Linked DNA regions of Homo sapiens: all the other regions are linked to region 2. The links are chromatin contacts, found by Hi-C or POLR2A ChIA-PET in ENCODE. All regions are on one chromosome and are shown on one strand. Each heading gives the region's core, a stretch centred on a gene start or an enhancer-like site at or near the end of the contact. The rest is flanking DNA. Distances are from core to core; before and after follow the strand shown.

Region 1 (4,483 bases), core at 122-2,621, 3.8 Mb before region 2:
GTGCTACTGGCCGCACATACGGATTAGAACCATAAATGCTGGAGGCAGGTGCCACTATATTTAAGTTTAATGGAAGAACACAGACGACTCAGGTTTCTGATCTGCCCTAGATTCCAGAAACCAGTCCTTATACAAGAAAAGAAAGAAATGACACAGCAGATTAGAGACTGCAGGTTTTGCAAGAGCTGGGCAGGGCTGGGGGCAGAACAAGGGCACCTTCAGGAAGTGCCTCCCATCCCCCTTTACAGGAACTTCAGGAAGGAAAATCCACTTCGGCAGCCCAGAAAACCAAGAAATGACTGCAAATATAATACGCTTTTCAAGCTACCTGGAATCAAGCTGTTTGTGATGGCCCCTTCCAGATCATGGAGCAGAGTTACGAAGCATCCTCCGAATGGGACGAGTAAGAACGTTCTGAAGTCCCAACCAATTCTCGCACATATCTGGTGGCGTTTCTCCACCCCCACACCTCACACTCACCCAGCGGGTGGTCTCAGTCTCCCCTCTTGACTCATGCTTATCAAAGTATTCGGTCCTTTACATTCAACAAGCAACAGCAGCTCAAGATTAGCGAGCCTCACTATGTGCAAAAGGCTTTAATGTACCACAGTACCCCACTTCAGAGTTATTCTGAGTTAAACGAGATTCCGCTTGCAGAGCACCTGGCACGTAGAAAGCATTCTCAGCAGAAGTCTGTTACTGTTAATGTTTGTGCTACTTAATTCGAAAGAAACAAGTAACCTACTCAAAACCCTACTGCACATAAAAGGCGGAGGCCGAATCGAATTCAGCTCCCTTTCCCAGTTCAGGCACAAACCCTGCCCGCGAATGACAACGCCTCTCCCCGCTCCTCGCCAATTCCGCATAACTAGGGGGCTTCATCCTTAGGCCACCCTTCGGGGAGCTCCAAGCCCAGCTGTCCGCCCAGTGCCCGCCAAGTTTGCTCTGACACCCTTGGGCCACCCGCCCCACTGCCCTACTCGATTGTGCCGGAACGAGGACGAGGGCAGGCCCGCGCCAGTCTTCCGTTCCCCGAGTCCCAGCCGACTCCTCGCACCCGCGCCCTGTTCAGACTCCACCGTACCTTATCCTCCCAGGCCGCGTCGCTCCGCAGCACCTTACTCCAGACGGAGACTTTGAGGGCCCCGTTGGCCAGCTGCGGCTGAGGCGGCTCCTCCTTCCGCCGCCCGCCGCTCATCCTCCCGTCGCGCCGCCCGGGCCGGGCCTGGGGCGCGCGGGCTGAGCCAAAGGGAGTCGGGGTCTAGGGTCGCAGGTCACGGCGCGGGGCGGCTGCAGGCTCAGCGGCCCGGTCCTGCGGCGCGCTGCGGTTCCTCACAACCTGGCCAAGCTACCCGGTTCCGCCGGCTCTACAGAGCAGGCGCCGCGAAGGGAGGGGCGGTGCAGTGTCGCGCGCCCTCCCGCCGACGTGCTCACGCAGCCAATCGGCGACCGCGAAGCCATCCGAGTGAAACAGCGACCGGCGCCTTGGCGCAAGCGCGCTACTCGTGGCGGAAATGACGTCAGCATCCGCCGGGCTCGCGGTAAGGTGTGAGGGGAGGGACAATCTTGGTAGAACGGTGACATGGGCGCCAGGAGGCGCTGTGGAGACCGAGGAGGTAGGGGAAAACCGAGGCTGGACGTCAGCGTCGCCCAGTCGGCCACAGCTGCCCCTCGAGCAGCGAGTGGGGCAGGAGCGGCTCTACCTTTCCTTGCGACCTACTCGCCTGCTGAGCCCAGACCTTGCTCCAGGGTAGCTCCAAGCTGCCCCACAGGATTTAGCCCGCTTATTTTCTCCCCTAACCCTGCAAGTTCTGTAGGGCCTTGTTGAAGATGTTAACTCTTCTGTAATAACTAACCATTTCATCTTGCCCAGCACCCTCTTTTGGCACACGAGAGCCCTGAGACCCCAAAAGAGGAAATGAGATTCTGAGGCCGTATAGCAAGGTGGACCCAACCGGGGACTCCTGGGCGGCAAATACAAGGATTGGGTTAGGTATCAGGATATCTGAGTGTTCACATACAGCGTCCTCACCATGTGCTGCGTCAGTGGTTCACAAAGTGAGCTTCCGGATCAGCAGCGGCCGTATCGCCTGGGAACTGGGTAGAGGCGCAGGTTCTCGGCCCCCATTCCACGCCTACTGACTCAGAACCCCTGGGGATGGGGCTCCTTCCGGTGGCCCTCCAGGTGGTGCCAGGCTCACTGTGCTGGTAAGTCCAGAGACCAAGGCACATCCCTTCTGGACAGTGGATTTTTTTTTTTTTTTTTTTTTGAGACGGCACGGTCTCTGCTCACTGCAACCTCCACCTCCCGGGTTCAAGCGATTCTCGTGCCTCAGCCTCCCACGTAGCTGGGATCACAGGCGCCCACTACCACGCTCCACTAGTTTTTTTTGTATTTTAGTAGAGACGGGGGTTTCACTATGTTGCCCAGGCTGGTCTCGAACTCCTGAGCTCAGGCAATCCGCCCATCTTGGCCTCCCAAAGTGCTAGGATTACAGGCGTGAGCCACCTCACCCGGCCTCTGGACAGTGGATTTATAAAGACAAGTAATGTATCTGGTACCTGGGTGTGTCTGACTCCAGAATCTGTGCTCTTAACCGTTAAACTTTAAAGCTGAGAGTATCTTTTTTTTTTTTAAACAGGTCAGAGTATCTTTTGCATACCTATCAACATTCACCTGTAATTCTTCACTTTTCAGGAGTAATAGAACCTCCCTAGGGAGGCCAGGCGCAGTGGCTCACTCCCATAATCCCAGCACTTTGGAAGGCCGAGGTCGGTGGATCACTTGAGGTCAGGAGTTCGAGACCAGCCTGGCCAACATGGTTGAAAGCCCGTCTCTACTAAAAATGCAAAAAAAATTAGCCGGGCGTGGTGGTGGGGACCTGTAATCCCAGCTTCTCAGGAGGCTCGAGGCATGAGAATTGTTTGAACCTGGGAGGTGGAGGTTGCAGTGAGCCAAGATCGCGCCATTGCACTCCAGCCTGGGCAACAGAGCAAGACTTGGTCTCAAAAACAAAACAAAAAACAAACAAAAAACCTCCTAGAGAGCTTTTCCAGAATACTATAGCTGCTGTTTTCCACCCCAAGCCCACCCTGACATTGTTTCAGTAGATTAAGTGGGGCTGGACCCCCAAGGTGAAACATACTGTGATCACGTTACTGTCTGGAACTGGTGGAAGGGCCGTATACGTTATATGGGTGCACTCCTTTTGTCCTAAGTTTCCCCGTGGGTCTTGTTCTTTTCAGCCCTGCCTCTTTTCTGATCCAGTTTCCCTCCCATATGAAATGGTAAAGCTTAGCCAGTTGAAGGAAATCAAAATATTTTACCCCAAAATATGGCTCCCTAGTATAATGACTATTTTAGTTTAGTTTTTAAGACAGGGTCTCACTCTGTTGCCCGTGCTCAAATGCGGTGGCATGATCAGGGCTCACTGCAGCTTTGATCTTCTGGGCTCAAGCGATCTTCCCACCTCAACTTCCCAAGTAGCTGGAGCTGCAGGCACAGGCACATGCCACCAACCTGGCTAAGATTTTTTTTTTTTTTTTTATAGACAGAGTCTCACTCTGTCGCCCAAGCTGGAGTGCAGTGGCATGATCTCAGCTCACTGCAACCTCTGCCTCCCAGATTCAACCAGTTCTATTGACTTAGTCTCCCCAGAAGCTGGGAATACAGATGCGTACCACCACAACCTGGCTAATTTTTGTATTTTTCAGTAGAGATGGGATTTTGCCATCTTGTCCAGGCTGGTCTCAAATTCCTGACCTCAAGTGATCCGCCTGCCTCAGCCTCCCAAAGGGCTGGGATTACAGGCATGAGCCACCACACCCTGACAGGTTTGTTTTTTTTTGTTTTTGTTTTTTAATTTTCTGTAGAGACAGGGTCTCACTATGTTGCCTAGGCTGGTCTTGAACTCCTGGGCTCAAGCAGTCCTCCCACCTCGGTCTCCCAATGTGTTGGGATTACAGGCATGACCCACTGTGCCTAGCATAATGAATATCTGAACTTGAAAACCTAATCAAGGTGCTGGAAGAGACTTTTCCCGTATCTACATAAAGATATGACTGACCCACCAAGGAGAAGAGTTCTTGTTCCTCTCCCTGTTATCTCACTTTCTTTTTTTTTTGGGACGGAGTCTCGCTCTGTTGCCCAGGCTGGAGTGCAGTGGCGCGATATCGGCTGACTGGGTTCACGCCATTCTCCTGCCTCAGCCTCCCCAGTAGCTGGGACTACAGGCACCCGCCACCATGCCTGGCTAATTTTTTGTATTTTTAGTAGAGACAGGGTTTAACCGTGTTAGTCAGGACAGTCTTGATCTCCTGACCTCGTGATCCGCCCGCCTCGGCCTCCCAAAGTGATGGGATTACAGGCGTGAGCCACCACACCCAGCTATCTCGCTTTCTATTGCAGAAGAGAAGACAGTGTAACCACACCTGAACAGACCCTTTTTCAAGGTAATGACTGTCTCCAAGAATAATTTAAATT
Region 2 (5,056 bases), core at 1,099-3,598:
AAAAAAGACATGGTCCCAGCTGAGCAATTGTAATCTATTATGGCGACATTCCTATATATACTGTATCGTGTGCATCATGCTGCTATAAAATCTAAGCAGCTGGTAAAGCCATGTGTGTCTCCTGACCACACCCCAGCTCAAAAAACATTAATGGCCTTTCATCATCATATAATTTAAAACTTTCATTAGCAGTACATTAATACCTGGTCCCACGTGCTCCACAAACGCTGCAGCCACTAAATACATGGATTAGGCACCCTGTGGATGTACAATGAACATCCACCGACTCAATCAATTAATTGGCTCCTCCTGACAATCAAAACAGAGCTCCAGCTCACCCTTCCTTCACAATTCCATCATTGGCAGCCATGGAAGACCCATGACTACCACACAAATCTCACCCTTACAAGGCTTCCTGATCCAGGTTTCCACCACCACCATGAAAAAGCTCCCTCAAACCTACCCAGGAATCTCTCTTCCTTCAGCAGCTCTCCTAGCAAGATCCCAAACCTATACAAATTCAACGCTGGCTCTAAAGCACTCTATTACTTTCAAGGCACCACAATAAGCCCTATGTAAAGTGGGGGAAGGAGGTGCCACCAGAAAGGACCTATGTGACCGTGGGCAAGTCACTTAATCTTCCTGCATCACAAATGGCTCATCCTGTAAAATGGGTAAAACAGTATCTCTGCACAAAGTGGTGGTAAGGATTAAACAAAAATCTACATGAAAACACTTAAGCAAAAGGCACATCACGTCCTAAGCTTCCCTCTGTGCCAAAAACTGTGCTAGGCACTTTGACGCACCACCACAAAGGGCACATCTGGATGTGTAGCTCTGGACCTCAGGGAGAAAGTGTAATAAAGAGGTTAAGAGCCTAGACACTGAAGTCCCAGGTGGGGGTTCAGCCACTTGCTGGGCTGCATAAGACACTCCGCCTCTCAGAGTCTCAGACCCCTTATTTGTAAAATGAAAGTAATCTCTCTTGCCAGGCGCGGTGGCTCACACCTGTAATCCCAACACTTTGGAGGCCGAGGCGGACAGATCACTTGAGGTCAGGAGTTCGACAACAGCCTGGCCAACATGGCGAAACCTCGTCTCTACTAAAAAATACAACAATTAGCCGGGCTTGGTGGCGCGCGCCTGTAATCCCGACTACTCGGGAGGCTGAGGCACGAGAATCGCTTGAACCCGGGAGGCGGAGGTTGCAGTGAGCGATGGTGCCACTGCACGCCTGGGCAACAGAATAAAACTCTGTCTCAAAAAAAAAAAAAAAAGGAAGAAGAGAATCTCTCTTAAAGACAGTGTTAGTATTAAAAGACACAAAGCCACATGGAGCACTTAACAGTGCTTGACACAAAACAAGTGCCCAACTAACAAAGAGCTGCTATTATCATTACTACTGTTAGAGACATGCCATCGGAGAAGCGGATGCCCGGCCTAGCATAACCTCCCTCAATGGGCCCCAGGATCCTCATCCCCAAAATGGGGCAGAGGTCAAGCTCTGCCCTGCAGCATCCGAGGGCAACTGTGAAGTAGGGACTGAACTAGCACTGTTGATACCATCCCGTTATACTGTCCTCCTGCTCATCATAATGTGGATTCCTGGAGAGCAAATCTTTGTTCCCGGGAAAACAGCCAGGGTTTAGCACGGTGCCCAACACCTAGTGGGCATTCAATAAACACACACTGAAGAAAGGAGGGAGTCCAAGAGCTGGCTTACTTTCTGCCATACATCGCGCTAAGAGTTTAATGTGGGTAGTATTACTGTCCCCGTTTTACAGATGAGGAAGCTGAGATCCACAGCGGTTAAAGCACCTGTCCAAGGTCACACCGCACGGAACCCAACCCAGGTCTGACTCCACCACCCGATCTCTCGGCCCTCAGGCAACACGGCCTCCCACAATGTGCGTCCCCAGAGCTCCCAGGACGGCCCACCTCGCCCACACCCTCCCAGGGCCCAACCACCCTGGGACCTCCAGTCGCTGCAGCGCAGGGACCACACCTCAGCGGCGGCCCAGAAACCCCCACCCCGCGTAGCAGCAGCCCACTTCCGGCCCGAGACCCCGCCCCCTGAGCAGAGCGCAGCGCGCGCCCCCAGGCCCAGCCCGCGCGCGCCGGGTGACGGCCCCGCCCTTCCCCCACCCGGCTCGAACAGCACCGCCGTGTGGAACGGCCCTGGCGCTGCCCGTAGGGCCTGCCCGCGCACGCCCGGCCTTGGCCCACGCGGCCGCCCCCCCAGCCGCACCCCCCGGGCCCGCTAGCCGGCTCACCGGCTCTCGGCAGAACCGCGTCCACTGCCCGCAACCGGCTCCGGTTCCGTCTTCGTCTCGTTCAAACCGCCAGACCCCGCCCGCCCGCCCGCGCGATGACCTCACACGCACCCCCTCGTTACGCGCCGACGTAAAGGCTCGCCATCCTCCGCCGGCTCCTTTTATAGAGAGGGTCTCAGCCGCGCGCCGGGGGCGGAGCTCGGCCCCTGATCCACAGAACGGTAGCCGAGGGGCGGGGCCCCGACCGCCGGGGCGACTGCGGCACGTGGTCGGTCGCAGCCAATGAGGTCCCGCCTCGGCCCGGTGTGACTCAGTTACAAAATCCCTATGGCAGTAACCAAAAAGAAAATTGCTTTTACAATGAATTTTTTTTTTTTTTTGCTTAGAGATGTATGGAGGTCTCGCTGTGTTGCCCAGGGTGGTCTCGAACTCTTGGCCTCAAGCGATCCTCCCGCCTTAGCCTCCCAAAGCGCTGGGATAACAGGCGTGAGCCACCGCTCCCAGGCTTACAATTAATTTCTGTAAGAATGGGTTATTGAATCATAAAGATACCTAATAGACACTTTGGGGAAACGCTTAGAAGTCAACTTTCTGGGCCGGGTGCAGTGGCTCACGCCTTTAATCCCAGCACTTTGGGAGGCCCAGGTGGGAGGATCACCTGAGGTCAGGAGTTTGAGACCAGCCTGGCCAACATAGTGAAACCCCATCTCTACTAAAAATACAAAAATTAGCCTGGCGTGGTGGTGGGCGCCTGTAATTCCAGCTACTTGGGAAGCTGAGGCAGGAGAATCACTTGAACCCAGGAGACGGAGGTGGCAGTGAGGCGAGACTGCACCACTGCACTCCAGTCTGGGCGACAGAGCAAGACTCTGTCTCAAAAAAAAAAAAAAAAAGTCACGTTCTGTGACGCCCCCGCCCCCCCATCTGCAATATCATGCGGCATATTTTCTTCTTAGTACCATAAGAAGGCATCTTGTGCCTTTACTGTCTGTCTCCTGTAAAGTCCACAGGAGCAAGGACCTCCTGAGTCCTGTTCCGGGTTGTTTCCCAATGGCTGTACATACATTCTCTCTTGCCCACTCCCTCTTTTTTTTTTTTTTTTTTTTAAGAGATGGGGTCTTGCCATGTTGCCCAGGCTGGGCTGGTCTCCTGGGCTCGAGAGATCCACCCGCATCGGCCTCCCAAAGTGCTGGGATTACAGGCGTGAGCCACCACACCTGGCCCTTACATTCTCAAGAGAGCCTTGGCTGAAGGAGGAACTGGGCTGGGCGTGGTGGCTCACACCTGTAATCCCAACACTTTGGGAGGCCAAGGCGGATGAATTACCTGAGGTCAGGAGTTGGAAACCAGCCTGTCCAACATGGCGAAACCCCATCTCTACTAAAAATGCAAAACTTAGCCGGGCATGGTGGTGGGCGCCTGTAATCCCAGCTACTTGGGAGGCTGAGGCAGGAGAATCACTTGAACCTGGGAGGCAGAGGTTGCAGTCAGACTTCGTCTAAAAAAGAAAAAAAGAGGAACTGCACCACTTTACAGCAGAAAGAAACTGAGGGACAAAGAGGCCAATTGACTCACTCAGTGTCAGAGGTAGATCCAGATTTCAAGCTGACTTTTTTTGTCTGGGTATCATTTATTCAAGTATTCAACAAATATTTTCCCTGACCAATCAGGCCCTGGTGAAAAAAAGACACAATCTGATCATGGTGGTACGTGCCTTTAGTTCCAGCTACTGGGAAGGCTGGGGCAGGAGGATCGCTTGAGCCCAGGAGTTCGAGGCTGCAGTGAGCAAAGATCACGCCACTGCACTCCAGGCCTGGGAAACAGAGTGAAACTCCATCTCTAAGAGATAAAAACGAAAACTAGACACAGCTTCTGACCTCTTAAAGTTTCCAGACTGGCAGGGGAGGCAAAGGGGACACAACTAATGACACAAATCCTTGTTAAATTACAAATCAGGCTCAATGCTAGGCAGGGACATTATGTGGTGGGCTGATGGTACTTCCACTGTGTGGAGCAGGGGCCTAGAGGTCCCTCTAGGCCAAATCTCACCCAGTTAGTTGCTGAAACCCAGTAAGACGTTCAGGGAAGAATGGGTGGGGAAGCTGGGGCAGGAGCTGTTTATCAGCAGGTCTAGAGGCATTTCAATACTTCGGTCTCGAGTACTGCTCCAAGAGCACACCACAAGAGACATGACCTCTCCTAGGTAGTGTGGAAAAGCTTCCCAGAAATGACACTTACCATGAAAGATGAGGAGTTACCTTGGCAAAAGAGTTTGAGCAAGGCCAGTTGTGGTGGCTCATGCCTGTAATCCCAGCACTTTGGGAGGCCGAGGTGGGCGGATCACGAGGTCAAGAGTCTGAGACTAGCCTGACCAACGTGGTGAAACCCCGTCTCTACTAAAAATGCAAAAATTAGTTGGGCGTGGTGGCGCGCGCCTGTAATCCCAGCTACTTGGGAGGATGGAGCAGGAGAATTGGTTGAACCCAGGAGGTGGAGGTTGCAGTGAGCTGAGATCGTGCCACTGCACTCCCGCCTGGGTGATAGAGCAAGACTCTGTCTCAAAGAAAAAAAAAAAACAGAGTTTGAGCAAAAAAAGGCAAGAAAAGCCAGGCGCGGTGGCTCGTGCCTGTAATTCCAGCACTTCGGAAGGCTGAGGTCGGCAAATCACGAGGTCAGGAGTTGGAGAACAGCCTGGCCAACATGGTGAAACCCCGTCTCTACTAAAAATACAAAAATTAGCTGGGCATGGTGGCGGACACCTATAATCCCAACTACTCGAGAGG
Region 3 (4,315 bases), core at 1,761-4,260, 3.1 Mb before region 2:
GTGTACATACTGCCAATCTTTCAAGCCTTCTAAAGTGCTGAGATTACAGGCATGAGCCACCGAGCCCAGCTAATTTTTTGTATTTTTAGTAGAGACAGGGTTTCATCATGTTGCCCAGGCTGGTCTTGAACTCCTGAGCTCAGGTGATCCGCCTGCCTATGCCTCCCAAAGTGCTGGGATTACAGGCATGAGCCACCGCGCCCGGCCAACTACTGAGCCAATCTTGTTTCATTTATTCCCTCCACATTATTTTTTTACTGCTGAATCACTTTAAAGCAGGCTTACCGGCCCACAAAGGGCTGGATTTTTAAATTCCATTTCTAAGGGCCCTTCCAGTCTGACATTCAATGATTCTAATAGATCTCTCAGGTCCCTCCTCCTATCTCTAATAATTCACGATTTCAATAGGGATGGAAGAAATAGACTAGAGATCTAACATAACATCTCATGATTCCAGGTGCCACAAAAGTTCATTCCCTTTCACAAGAAGATAATAACTAAATTTTAAACATGGAATTCTAGGACATTTATGATTTAACCCCCACCAGTGTTCCAACCTCATCTCTCACCCCTTCTCCAGATCCCAACCACTTTCCCATATAGCCTGCAGTTTCCACAGTTTTGCTCCTACTCACTATGTGCCTTTGTACAGGCAGTACCTTCTACCTGGAATGTCCCTGAGCCCCACCCATTTTGTTCTTGAGTCTCAGCTTGAAGTCTCCTCCCCAGTGAAGACTTCTATCACCTCTTGCCTCCACAGAAGGGTTAGTGTGCTCCCTTAGGCCTAGAAACTGAGTACCTGTTACCACACAGGGAATAGCACTGTTGGTCACTCTGGGCAGCAAACCCAACTACTGAGGGGCCAGACAGAAGTCAAGGTTTGAAGCCAGTAGGCATAACAAACACTAAGACCCTGCTTTCTCACCTCTAAAAAGAAAAGAGAGAAAAATATCAACTCTAAATAAAGCAACAACCTGAGAGCAACAGTAAATGCAAACAACATTCTATTTCAGAGAACCATAGGGAATGGTTGAGATTGAGACCAAATGGGACAGAGTATCTTGTCTAAAGGAAGTCGTCTCTACTCAGTGTCAGCTGATTGTTGACCAGCAGGAATTTGGGTCCAGTGTGGCCAGCTCTTCCGTTTTTTCAAGAAAAATTAGAAATCCAGATTTGCATGTGAAATCTCCCAATTTTTACATGTCAGCAACTAAAAAACATTAAAGGCCCACTGCAACGACTTTCAAGGTTTTCAGGCTATGGAAATGATTTCATGAGGGTCCACTTCTACCCATCCAAAGGAAACATCCTATGGTAGGGGTAAGTTTTATATCAGGGCTAATGGCATGTTAATGGTTGTTAAACCTGCTCCTCCATCCTGCACGGGCTCAAAAGGACTGCAAGGTCATAGAAAACCTTTCATATGAGGCCCCTGTCCTTTGAGGGCCTCAGTTTCCCCTTCTGTAAAATGAGGATATAAAACCTATTTGTGGCCCGGCACGGTGGCTCACGCCTGTAATGCCAGCACTTTGGGAGGCTGAGGAGAGTGGATCACCTGAGGTCAAGAGTTCGAGACCAGTCTGGCCAACACGGTGAAACTCCATCTGTACCAAAAATATAAAATATTAGCCGGGTGTGGTGGTGGGCGCCTGTAATCCCAGCTACTCGGGAGGCGGAGGGAGGAGAATCGCTTGAACCCGGTAGGCGGAGGACTCAGTCTCAAAACAAAAACAAAAACAAAAACAAAACTATTTGTGAGTCAGCTACCAAACAGAAAACCACCTGGCCGAGGGCTGTCAGGGCCACGTGCTTTTACCTACATCATCTCACTGAATTCTCAATTACCTCTGAGAGGTAAGTTCTATTACATCCACATTTTACTGATAAGAAAACAGTAGCTCAGAGATAGCAAGCAGTTTACCTAATAAAAACAAGAGCAAACTTCTTAAAAGCCCTTTCTCTCCAACGGCTTAATTTATTTAATCCTCCTAACAACTCTGAGCTGGGTATCGTCAAAGGGGATTCCACCAAGGTAGCCTCACTCCAACACTCTAACCCAAGGCTGCTCAACAGAAATATAATGTAAACTGCACATGCAATTTAAATGTTTTTAGAAGCTGCATTTAAAAAGTAAAAACACAGGTGAAATTAATAACATTTTTATTTGACCCAATATATGCAAAACATTATATTCCAACATGTAATCAGTATTAAAAAGTATTGAGATAATTTTTACATCAGTTTTTTCGTACTAAGTCCCGTATTTTACAATATAGCACATCTCAATTCGCTATATTTCGAGGGTTATCAACTAGCTACGTTGCAAGAGCTGAGTCAACTCAGGAGGCCAGCGGCCACCATAAGGGGCAATGCATTTAGAGTTCACTTATTAAATGCTGACGTTAACAGAACCCACAGAGCCGCATTTCCCTTGGTTTCGGAGGACACGCGAAAAATAACAACAGCAAAGGGTTCTCGAGCATCTCCTTCGCGCCAGACGGTGTGTTGTACTTTGTCATCGTCGCAGTAAGGCCGGTGCTATCGCCCTCCTAGTTTGACCAAGCGAGAGGACTTTCTCCAGATGGGCCCCTCCCGAGAGAATGGTCGCCGTCCCGCTCTCCTGTTCGGGTCACCACCGGCCGGGCGCCACTCGAACGAGCCCCGGCCAGCCGTCACCCTAATCATTCCCGAAGGAGGGGCCATCAGAGCTACAGCTCATCAGGGTCAATCAGAAGGGGCGCCCGCACGCAAAGGTCACCTGCAAACCGAAGCGGCGCACGGATAAGGTCCGGGACTTGAAGTCTATCTCCAAACATTCAGGCTCCTCCTCCGACTCCTCCTCGAACTGGCGCTCAGAGGCGCCACCATTCGGAAGGAGCCCAGGCCACGCGCAGCTCGCCCTCCCGCACCGCGAGGGCAGCAGCCGCCTCATGCGACTCGAGAACGCTAGAGGGCGCCGCTTCCGGGAGCCCGCAAGCGGCTTCCGGGTGCTCGCGCGCCGACCTGGACGCAGAGAAGCCAGAGACTTTCGCTTCCGGCTGCCGCAGGCGCTTCGCTGGTGCAGGTAAGCTCCGCACACTCTCGGCCGGTCCCGAGTCCGACTCCCTCAAGGGTGACGCGAGCTCTGCCCTTTAACCGGAAACGTCTCCCTGCTCACCCCACCCCCGCGCAGACGCAGTGCTGAGCACACAGCTACCGGACAAAGAGTGACGCCCGGAGCTGGAGTTATGGCGGCTACGGAGCCGATCTTGGCGGCCACTGGGAGTCCCGCGGCGGTGCCACCGGAGAAACTGGAAGGAGCCGGTTCGAGCTCAGCCCCTGAGCGTAACTGTGTGGGCTCCTCGCTGCCAGAGGCCTCACCGCCTGCCCCTGAGCCTTCCAGTCCCAACGCCGCGGTCCCTGAAGCCATCCCTACGCCCCGAGCTGCGGCCTCCGCGGCCCTGGAGCTGCCTCTCGGGCCCGCACCCGTGAGCGTAGCGCCTCAGGCCGAAGCTGAAGCGCGCTCCACACCAGGCCCCGCCGGCTCTAGACTCGGTCCCGAGACGTTCCGCCAGCGTTTCCGGCAGTTCCGCTACCAGGATGCGGCGGGTCCCCGGGAGGCTTTCCGGCAGCTGCGGGAGCTGTCCCGCCAGTGGCTGCGGCCTGACATCCGCACCAAGGAGCAGATCGTGGAGATGCTGGTGCAAGAGCAGCTGCTCGCCATCCTGCCCGAGGCGGCTCGGGCCCGGCGGATCCGCCGCCGCACGGATGTGCGCATCACTGGCTGAGCGGTGGAGCTGCGGGCGGCCAGGGCCGGGCGCTCTGTGCGGACTGGGGCCATGATCGGGCCCGGGGGCCTGAGCCTGGGACCCCACCCCGTGTTAATGAAAAATGAGTTTTGGCAGCGCCTGTGGTCTGGTGTGTCTCTTTCATTCGTTCTTATTGGGTTTATTTTACCAAGCCTGTTTCCTACCGCCTTTCTGGCTGGTGGCGAAACGAAGTTGGGAGTCCGTAACAATAAGGCCTTCGTTGGCTATAGTGGGATCTTTAGATGTTGACTGAACCTAGGTTATCCCTCTACCACACATGGGAAGTTTTTCACCTGGGCTCCCAAGGACCCACTTGGGTTTCTTACACGCAAAATAGCTGGCTCTATTAAATGCTCACTTAACTGGCTACCTCTATACCAATATGGGCACCAACTTGCACCTGCCCTTTGGGTACAGGCTTCCCAAAATGTCCAAGTTACTGGGCCATTTTAATGTGAAGTGTTTACTGCACACCTTCACAGAGATAGGCTAGTTCTTGTGAGCTCTGGCTTATGCCGCCAGGCTTG

What was found. Hi-C counts contacts between places; a loop is a spot of excess contacts on that map. ChIA-PET counts read pairs that join two places held with the same protein, here RNA polymerase II (POLR2A). Pooled maps may share reads with other maps.
Region 1: a loop to region 2 is called in a pooled map, with 10 times the contacts of the local background. The contact joins the promoter of RAB5IF here to the promoter of MAPRE1 in region 2. A Hi-C loop is called at or near these places in 1 of 168 maps with a recorded cell type or tissue (CD4-positive, alpha-beta T cell) and 2 of 50 pooled maps. POLR2A ChIA-PET finds 5 or more read pairs at or near these places in 2 of 52 experiments (A549 and GM12878).
Region 3: a loop to region 2 is called in a map of CD4-positive, alpha-beta T cell, with 14 times the contacts of the local background. The contact joins the promoter of SCAND1 here to the promoter of MAPRE1 in region 2. A Hi-C loop is called at or near these places in 1 of 168 maps with a recorded cell type or tissue (CD4-positive, alpha-beta T cell) and 6 of 50 pooled maps. POLR2A ChIA-PET finds 5 or more read pairs at or near these places in 2 of 52 experiments (activated B cell and activated T-cell).

What each region holds. Positions count from the first base shown.
Region 1 is chr20:36,602,667-36,607,149 of GRCh38, reverse strand. RAB5IF (RAB5 interacting factor) reads right to left here and starts at 1,371. Exons shown (of 4, transcript NM_018840.5): 1 at 1,085-1,371. The coding sequence starts at 1,198. The region is part of intron 2 of TGIF2-RAB5IF (TGIF2-RAB5IF readthrough); the gene reads right to left. RefSeq lists enhancers at 1-226, 1,578-1,717, 2,448-2,497 and silencers at 1,068-1,377, 2,057-2,456.
Region 2 is chr20:32,817,246-32,822,301 of GRCh38, reverse strand. It overlaps MAPRE1 (microtubule associated protein RP/EB family member 1), which reads right to left and starts at 2,348. Exons shown (of 7, transcript NM_012325.3): 1 at 2,274-2,348. RefSeq lists enhancers at 630-1,299, 1,300-1,969 and a silencer at 2,042-2,631.
Region 3 is chr20:35,953,197-35,957,511 of GRCh38, reverse strand. It overlaps SCAND1 (SCAN domain containing 1), which reads left to right and starts at 3,010. Exons shown (of 2, transcript NM_033630.3): 1 at 3,010-3,064; 2 at 3,173-3,888. The coding sequence starts at 3,228. The coding sequence ends at 3,767. It also overlaps a transcript of CNBD2 not described here. RefSeq lists enhancers at 2,443-2,652, 2,753-2,952, 3,033-3,292, 3,413-3,492.